2 separate regions of the Homo sapiens genome follow, and region 2 is linked to region 1. Evidence: read pairs that join two places in POLR2A ChIA-PET (ENCODE). Cell type or tissue: A673. All regions are shown on one strand. Each heading gives the region's core, and the rest is flanking DNA. Links, peaks and the distances in the headings are about the cores only. Region 1 has its middle 20 kb from the start of PRKAR2B. Region 2 overlaps COG5 (component of oligomeric golgi complex 5).

Region 1 (4,400 bases), core at 144-4,143:
AGACCCAAAGAACTAGAAATTTCATTTCGGGGGCTCTAAAAGAGCAAATTTTAAGTAATACTTCCCTGCAAAATAAATATAGGAAGTAAAATAGAATTTTGGATTTAAAAGGAATCTTAAAGAGTGTCTAGATCTTAACAATGAATACAATTGAGGCAGATAAGGTGAAGTGGTTCACCCAAAATCACAAAGTTCCTTAACTACAGGACTGAGGGTAAATTTGGCCTTCTGGTTCCTAATTCTCTGCTACTGTGTTTCCTCTGGGGACATTATCTTTATTTCTAGAAGAAGAAAGCAATATTGGTGTTGTCTTACCCCAGTTTTTTTTTCATCAAACAAGAATTCCCATAAAGGGAGGGAAAAGAAGGTAGGTGTGGTGATTTTTTAATGTGTAAACCATTTCTTTAATAATGATTTCTCCAGGTGGGGCGTGGTGGCTCATGCCACTAATCCCAGCACTTTGGGAGGCTGAGGTGGGCAGATCATGAGGTCAGGAGATCGAGACCATCCTGGCTAACACAGTGAAACCCCGTCTCTACTAAAAAATACAAAAAATTAGCCAGGCATGGTGGCAGGCGCCTGTAGTCCCAGCTACTGGGGAGGCTGAGGCTGGAGTCCCAGCTACTGGGGAGACTTGAACCCGGGAGGTGGAGCTTGCAGTGAGCTGACATTGCGCCACCACACTCCAGCCTGGGTGACAGTGCGAGACTCCATCTCAAAAAAAAAATTTTTTTTATTTCTCCAGAGGTGGAGCTGGATTCCTCTCCTTTTGAATATAGGCTGGATTTAATAACTTGCTTCTAATGAACAGTATATGATAGAAAAGATGGTGTGTCACTTCCTAAATTAGGGGATAAAAGGAAATAAGATTTTCTCCTTGCTCTCTCTCTTTCTCTCAAACACTTGCTCTGGGGAAAGCCAGCAGCCATGTTGTGAGAACACAAAAGTAAAACTCCAAGCAATGCTGTGGAGAGGAACTACAGACTGCTACCCACAGCCTTTTGAGTGAGCCATCTTGGAAGCAGATCTTCCAGCCCCAGTCCAGCTTTCAGATGAACACAGCCAAGGAAAACAGTTTGACTTTGATTCAGAGCCAGAACAACCTCTCTTATATGCTCCTGAATTCCTAACCCACAGAGACTGTGAGATAATAAATGTTTGTTGTTTTAAATAGCTAAGTTTGAGGGTAATCTGTTATGGAGCAAAAGTTCATTAAGATGGCAAGGAAGGGAAAGAAAGACAGAAAAAAAAAAACAAAGAGAAAAAGTCATCAGAAAAAAAAATACTGCTTGTAGAACATTCTTGCACACCACTGCCAAAAACTGTTAAGAGAATAACTAGATAACACAAAAGGCTGATGAGTTGAGGAACTGCCAAACCAACACATTTGGAGCACAGAATGTCAAGGTTTTTGTAAGAATCCAAGAAAAAATGTTTTACAATTTAAACACTTGCAAAATGCCACTCTGGTCAGATTATGGTCTACAGAAGCCCAATACTCTATTTATGAAGATGGAAAAAATTTTGTGAGAGAACATGGTTACTCTTTATGCCACTGAGCTTTGAAATCAAGAGCCTTCACCATTCCTAATTTCAACACACACACACACACACACACACACACACACACACAATTTATAGACTTCAGAAAAAAAAAATGCTGAGTCCTCTATCATCTTTTTTTATACTAAAACTGCCTCCAAGCTCCAAGAGTTGTTTCTTCCATCTAGAATTCTTGTGACAGTCTTTGCAGGAAGTTCAGGGAGCCTAGAGGCTAAAGGAAGCTCTTCTGGTTCAGTGTTAATATTTGGGGTGGAGATGGCTATCAGAGACCAGTAAATCTCCATAAAATAACCAAAGTTACAGTCACTAACCACCATAACGAAAGTTTTCATTTCAATGAAGAGTAGCTGTTCACTTTGTCAAACAATTATTCCTATGGTTTGAGCCTTCATGAAACACACACACACACACACACACACACACACACACACGCATACACATAGTCCTGCTTGCCAAGTATAGATGTCTCCCTATGAACCCCTCTTTTTGTGGCCTCATATTATATTTAATACAGGATGAGGGGGTCCTCTGAAGTTTCTGCTGAAAGGCCCCTAGTTGTTCATGCTGATATTTGGTAGCTATCATTCATTCTAAATGTAGACTTTAAAAAAAAATGCTCTTTGATTCCTTTTCCATTCAGCTTTCATCTTCTCACTCTCAATGAACAAACATTAAAAGAGAAAAGTAAAACTAAAGAAGTGTGAATATCATACAAAGTAAGGAATTTTGTGAAAGATGTAGTGTGAAAGATAATAGTGAGAGTAGCTGTTCCTTGTGCTTGCAATCAGAAGAGTCATTGAGGAAAATGCCTTAGAGTATGCGAAATTGGTGAGGCATGTCAGATCATGAGATAGAGATGGCAATGTGGGGGAAGGCAGGCTGGGGAGGGGGCCATCTCTGTGTAACACCAAGGGGGCAGCCAAAAGAAGGGGAATGTATCAGAGAGGAAAAAAATCGCTGAAATTAAAGAAGAAATGGACAAACACATTTATGAAAGGTGAAAAATGGCACTGACTCAAGTAAAAGCTTTATTCAGAGATATACTAAAAGATGTAAATCAGATAAAGGAGAAAATGTTTATTTATTTACATAAATAAATATCAGTTAAAAAAAAAAAAGATGAGGCTAGTGTGGTAACTCACACCTGTAATCCCAGCACTTTGGGAGGCCAAAGCAGGAGGATCACTTGAGCTCAGGAGCTTGAGACCAGCCTGGGCAACAAAGTTAAACTCCAAATCTACAAAAAATAAAAAAATTAGCTGAGTGTGGTGGCGCATGCCTGTAGTCCTAGCTACTCAGGAGGCTAAGGTGGGAGAATCACTTGAGCCCAGGAGTTGGAGGTTGCAGCGAGCTATGATCATGCCATTGCACTCCAGTCTGGGCTAGAGAGAGACACTGTCTCTAAAACAAACAAAAAAAACAAAAGATGAGTCAGCAATTTCTGTGAGTGACCCCAAGTCTTCCACAGAATGATGAATGTCCACACCATCCAGCTCTGCAAGACAGCCTCTTATGATTATGCAAGTAATCTTAAAGCAGGATGAAATAAGATTCCTTCTAATGTTCTGGGATTGTACTGTTTTTATTTTCCTAATGGGAGACTGGATTTTAAATGGCAGAGGCAAACAGCTGAGAGTTAGAAAGCATAATAAAGTTCATGAGGAAAAAGAGAGTTCCTGGAACAGATTGGCTTACCACAGCATTTGCAAATAATTCCCCTACTGTTAAAATAAGGCTTTGGCAGATACATTCAGTTTGATTTTGGGAAAAGGGAAATAATAAAATCCATGACACTGGTGCTTTTTGCTATCTCATTTAAGGAAACTAACAAAAGAATAGTAGAAATTAGAGGCACTCAACATTTTACAATTCAGACTAAAATTTTTTTCATCATTTAACTGCAAAGACTAATGGTAGCCAGCAACAGGATAATACCTCGGGCCTAAATAATGTTACAAGAAGATGACAGACTAGAATTTCCAGTATTTTGAAGCCAATAACAGAATAACTTAAAAGAGCTTGAACTAGTGCTTTTGTCTCAGGAGACAGTAGTCAATACAATCAGGCATAAATCATTTAAAAACAGAGCCAGCATATGGGTTGCCTTCTAACTGTGTGAAATATACAAAAATGCTAGGCAAAATGTGATTAGCATTCCGATACATTACGGATAGAGCTTGAAATAAGGCACGAATATTCATGCAATCCTCAGCGATATGAATAACAACAGAAACTGAAAATATACTGCATGAGAAAAATGCTAATGAAACATTAATAAGCAAAAATTTCTGTGCATAATCAGTGAAACTGAAGGGTTATTACAGCTTAGGAATCTATTGTTTATGGAAAAGTGAAGGTATATAAATAAAAAGGGGACAGAATTAAAAATGGTAGAGGCAGTCTATTTTGTTATCTAAGCATCAGGAGAAAAATATAAAGTATGATTCCAAATTTATTTTTAAAAAATAACAGTTGTTGTCTCTGAATATTGGGACTATGCAAAATTTCTTGTTTTTCAAATAATTCTATGATCAACCTTATTATTATTTTAAATATTATTTTTAAAAATTGGACTTTGGGTTTAAGGCCAGTACTGTATATAACTAGAGGAAAGAGCACATGTAAGTTGTAGCCTACAAAAATAATATTATTATAAGGATGACAGGAACAGATGGATTCTATTTTCATTTTGGTGACAAATACATAGGTCTAGATTCAGTATAAACAACTATAGAGTGATGGAGGCAGGAAAGAGGAAAAAAATTTTTAAAGAATAAGAAAAGAAAAATTAATTTCATTAAAATCTTAATTATCTGATTTTCTGAAAAGACAAAAAT
Region 2 (4,400 bases), core at 138-4,137, 300 kb after region 1:
GTTCGAGACCAGCCTGACCAACATGGTGAAACCCCGTCTTTACTAAAAATACAAAAAAATTAGCCAGGAGTGGTGGTACATTCCTGTAGTCCCAGCTACTAGGGAGGCTGAGGCAGGAGAATTGCTTGAACCCAGAAGGCAGAGGCAGCAGTGAGCCGAGATCACGTGACTGCACTCCAGCCTGGGTGACAGAGCAAGACTCCGTCTGGAAAAAAACAAAACAAAAGAAAACGAAACACTACAACTAAATGGAGTAAATGGATCCTAATATCCCATTAGGTTAAGTTCTGTTTAGCTACAAATGAATGAAGACCTCTTTGTGGTTACTGTCTTACTACATACTTCATTAGAAATAAGTAGAGAGACAAGCAGACTAGTTTATTTAACTCTGGTCAGTGTAGGGAGGGCAGTGGCTAAATAATATTTAGCATACAGTAAGTCCTTCTAGTAAATGCTTGTGAATAAAAATTTAAATAGAAATGAACTCTTAACACTTTTTAAAGGCCTAGGTACATTATATGCTCTTACCTAAAGTATTTAGACAAACACACGCGTAAGATATTAGCTGGTTTGCATATTTCATTGTATAGATCTACCAGTCCATTATTTCATGATATAAAGAAATTAAGAAAAAGTTTTGTGGAACATATTTGAATGACCAACTTTTAATTCACGATGTAGATATTTCACCTGTTTATTCATTAAATCTTCATTTTTAACAATAAAAAATTTGCAAAGCCTCTGTATTTTTATATCTTTTAGTTATACACTAATTCTAAAAGCATGAACTAAATTTTTCAACATTAACTGCTTTACACACTCTACGTAGGAAAAATTCAGACAGAGTTCTTCTGATGTCTGAATAATAAGATATTGACTTATTTTTCTGGAGAATTTTATTCTAAATATTAATTACTAAAATGTGTAAAAATTTTGTTTACTGAATATATGTCTAGGAGATTCCAGATTAAACATCTAGACAAAATAACAATTAGCCAGGAATTTTAAAATAGCAATAAAAATGTTTTGTAAACCAATACAGCAAAGCTTCTTGACATCAAATGATAAAATAACTTAAAACTTTGAAATTAATTTTCAAAATAAGTAGTAAACTTACAGTTTGTTGCCATATGAAATTGAGAAGAAAGTGCCTGAGTAACTGAATTCCAAAATGTGTAGAAAATTTCCGGTTGTCCATCCTGTGAAGAACAAACAAAAATTTTTTAAAAATAAAAAAATGCATTTATTTTAAGAAATCATAATGGGTAACACGTAACCTTGAAAAGTTATTTAAAATTTAAATAAAAATTTTAGACATCTAACCATCAAACAATAGAATTATTAATTAAATGGAAATACAAAGATGATTCAAATTATGTCTTATGTTCAAGTAGTCAGTCATTCTTCTTCTCTGCCACATAATAGCTGGTGTAACCTTGGGCATGTTGCTTAGCCATTCAGGGCCTTTGTTCTTCATATGAAAAATGGTGATAACATTGCAGGATAATTATGAGGATTAAACAAATTAATAAAAGTCTTGGGACAATGCCTGAAATACAATAAACTCAATGAATGTTAGCTATTATTATTACATAAATTATTACTCTCATCATCATTTTTTAAATACGGAGGGCAATTTGTGTGACTATAACAAAATGATAGACAAAAGCCTGCTTACAACATGCTTGTTAGGATAACTAACAAGAAATAATTCACTATTACAAAAGAGAATGGCTGAAGCCTAGATATAGTTTTAAAAAAACTCAAAGGAATTGCTACTACTCAGTTTAGCATGATACTTTCAACTTTGAATATATGTTTTAAAAAGTAAGCACTATAAAGAAAAGACAAATATTAATTAAAGTATCATTTGTTAAAGAAAGACAAAGAACTTTAACACTGTTAAAATAGAATCACACTCTTAGAAATTTTGCCAAATACTTTAAGATACATCCACATGTGTGGTATACAATATAATACTGCCAATATTCTACTATTTTTGCAGCCAGAAATGCCAACTTCATATGGTTCAAAGTAATATTTTAAGACTGGGCACAGTGGCTCACAACTGTAATCCCAGCACTTTGGGAGGCCAAGGCGGATGGATTACCAGAGGTCAGGAGTTTGAGACCAGCCTTGCCAACATGGTGAAACCCTGTCTCTACTAAAAATACAAAAATTAGCCAGGTGTGGTGGCGCATGCCTGTAATCCCAGCTACTAGGGAGACTGAGGCAGGAGAATCACTTAAACCCAGGAGGCCGAGGTTGCAGTGAGCCAAGATTGCGCCACTGCACTTCAGCCTGGGCAACAGACCAAAACTCAGTCTCAAGAAGCAAACAAACAAACAAAAAAGTAAGAGTAAAAATAAAATAAAATATCTCTAATGTTAAAATATTGCTACAGTCCCAAAAATAAAATTATAATTTTGGACAAGTGAACAAAATGACCAATGAAAAATACTGATTTGTGACTTTTATACCTGTGTACACTTCCATTTTCATTAATTGTTCCTTTTTAAAATAAGTCTTATGGTTGTAAATTTACTCAAGAACTGTTAATCATAAACAAGGCAAATCAAATCATTGTTGATTTCTTATGCAACGATCAGAAAATACATTCAGATTCCTAAGATTTTATGTATTATGTCTTGCATATCTTAGTTTAAAGTAGATGCTTTTCATCATGTTAAGGAAGTATAATATACCACATTAACAGAATGAAGGACTAAAACCACATGGTCGTCTCAATTAATGCAGAAAAAGCATTAAACAAAATTTAACACCATCTGATGATAAAAACACTCAACAAACTAGGACTCGAAGGAAATTACATCAACATAATAAGGGCCACATAAGAAAAATCTGCAGCTAACATCCTACTCCATGGTGCGAAACAGAAAGCTTTCCCTCTAAGATCAGGAACAAGGCCAGGATGCCCACTCTTACCACTTCTATACAATATAGTACTAGGAGTCCTGCCAGAAGGACCAAGCAAGAAAAAGAAATAAAAAGCATCCAAATTGGAATGGAAGAAGTAAAATTATATCTGTTTCTAGATGATATGATCTTGTATGTAGATAATCCTAGACTCCTCAAAAAGGCCTGTTAAAATAATAACTGAATTCAGCCAAGTTGTAGCCTACAAAATCAACACATAAAAATTAGTGTGTTTCTACAAACTAACAATGAAATAGCCAGAAAAAAATGAAGAAAACTACCCTACTTTTATAACAGTATCCAAAAGAATACTTAAGAATAAACTTATTCAAGAAGGTAAAAAACTTGTATACTGAAAACTACACGATATGGTTGAAAGAAATTAAAGAAGACACAAGTAAATGGAAAGCATACTGTGTTATGGGTTGGAAGACCTAATAATGTTAAAATGTCCATACTCCCCAAATGATCTGCAGATTCTCAAAATCTCAATGGCATTTTTGCAGAAATAAAAAAATACTAAAATTAATAGAGAATCTCCAGGGATCCCAAATATCCAAATATCTTTCTTGAGGGAAAAAACAAACAAACAAAGCTAGAGGCCTCAGACTTCCTGACTTCAAGACATATTACAGAGCCAGGTGCAGTGGAACACACCTGTAGTCTCAGCTACTTGGAGGATGAGGTGGGAGAATTGCTTGAGCCTAGGTGTTTGCAGCCAGCCTGGGCAACAAAGGGAGATCCTATCTCTAAAAACCCAAATAAAACCCATCCAAATGGAAAAAACCATATTACCAAGCTTCAGGAATCAAAACAGTATGGTACCAGCATAAAGACAGACATAGGGACCAATGGAGTAGAGAGACAAAAAAATAAACGATCAAGTATACAGTCATACAATCTTGAACAAGGGTGCCAAGGCTACACAATAGGAAAAGGACAGTCTCTTCAATAAATGCTGCTGGGAAAACTGGATATACGCATGCAAAAGAATAAAGTTGAAACTTTACCTCATACCATGTATAAAAACTAACTCAAAATGGATTAAGGACCTAAACCTAAGACCTGAAATTATAACTCCTAGAAAAAAAACATAGGAGAAAAGCTCTGTGACACTGGATTTGGCAATAATTCTTGTATAGGACACCATGAACACAGGCAACAAAAGCAGAAATAGACAAACTGGACTATACCTAACTTGAGATTTTCTGTGCAGGAAAGGAAACAATCAATAGAGTAAAAAGGCAACCTACAGAATGGGGGAAAACATTTGCTAACCATATATCTAATAAGGAGTTAATATTCAGAATATATAAATGGCTCTGACAATTCAACAATTAAAAAAACAAATACCATGATTAAAAAACAGGCAAAGGACTTGAGTAGACACTTCTCCAAAGCAAATAAATAAATGGCTGGCCAACAAGCACATGAAAAGATGCTCAATATCACTAATTATCATG

Evidence for each region. ChIA-PET counts read pairs that join two places held together with the same protein. Peaks named below come from ENCODE experiments on the same cell type or tissue, not always from the same donor. Only the 100,000 strongest peaks of a DNase experiment are listed, where the experiment ranks them.
Region 2: POLR2A ChIA-PET joins it to region 1 with 9 read pairs; 2 of 35 experiments call an interaction of 5 or more read pairs at or near these places.

Annotation. Positions count from the first base shown.
Region 1 is chr7:107,022,686-107,027,085 of GRCh38, forward strand. No RefSeq gene overlaps it. Among named protein-coding and RNA genes, the nearest start is that of PRKAR2B, 20 kb to the right of the region's middle. RefSeq lists a cis regulatory region at 2,946-3,142. In A673, for the core only: no CTCF peak of the experiment used is centred there; no DNase peak of the experiment used is centred there; H3K27ac peaks cover 1,234 bases.
Region 2 is chr7:107,323,323-107,327,722 of GRCh38, forward strand. COG5 (component of oligomeric golgi complex 5) reads right to left here. Exons shown (of 22, transcript NM_006348.5): 11 at 1,118-1,199. Among named protein-coding and RNA genes, the nearest start is that of GPR22, 140 kb to the right of the region's middle. In A673, for the core only: no CTCF peak of the experiment used is centred there; no DNase peak of the experiment used is centred there.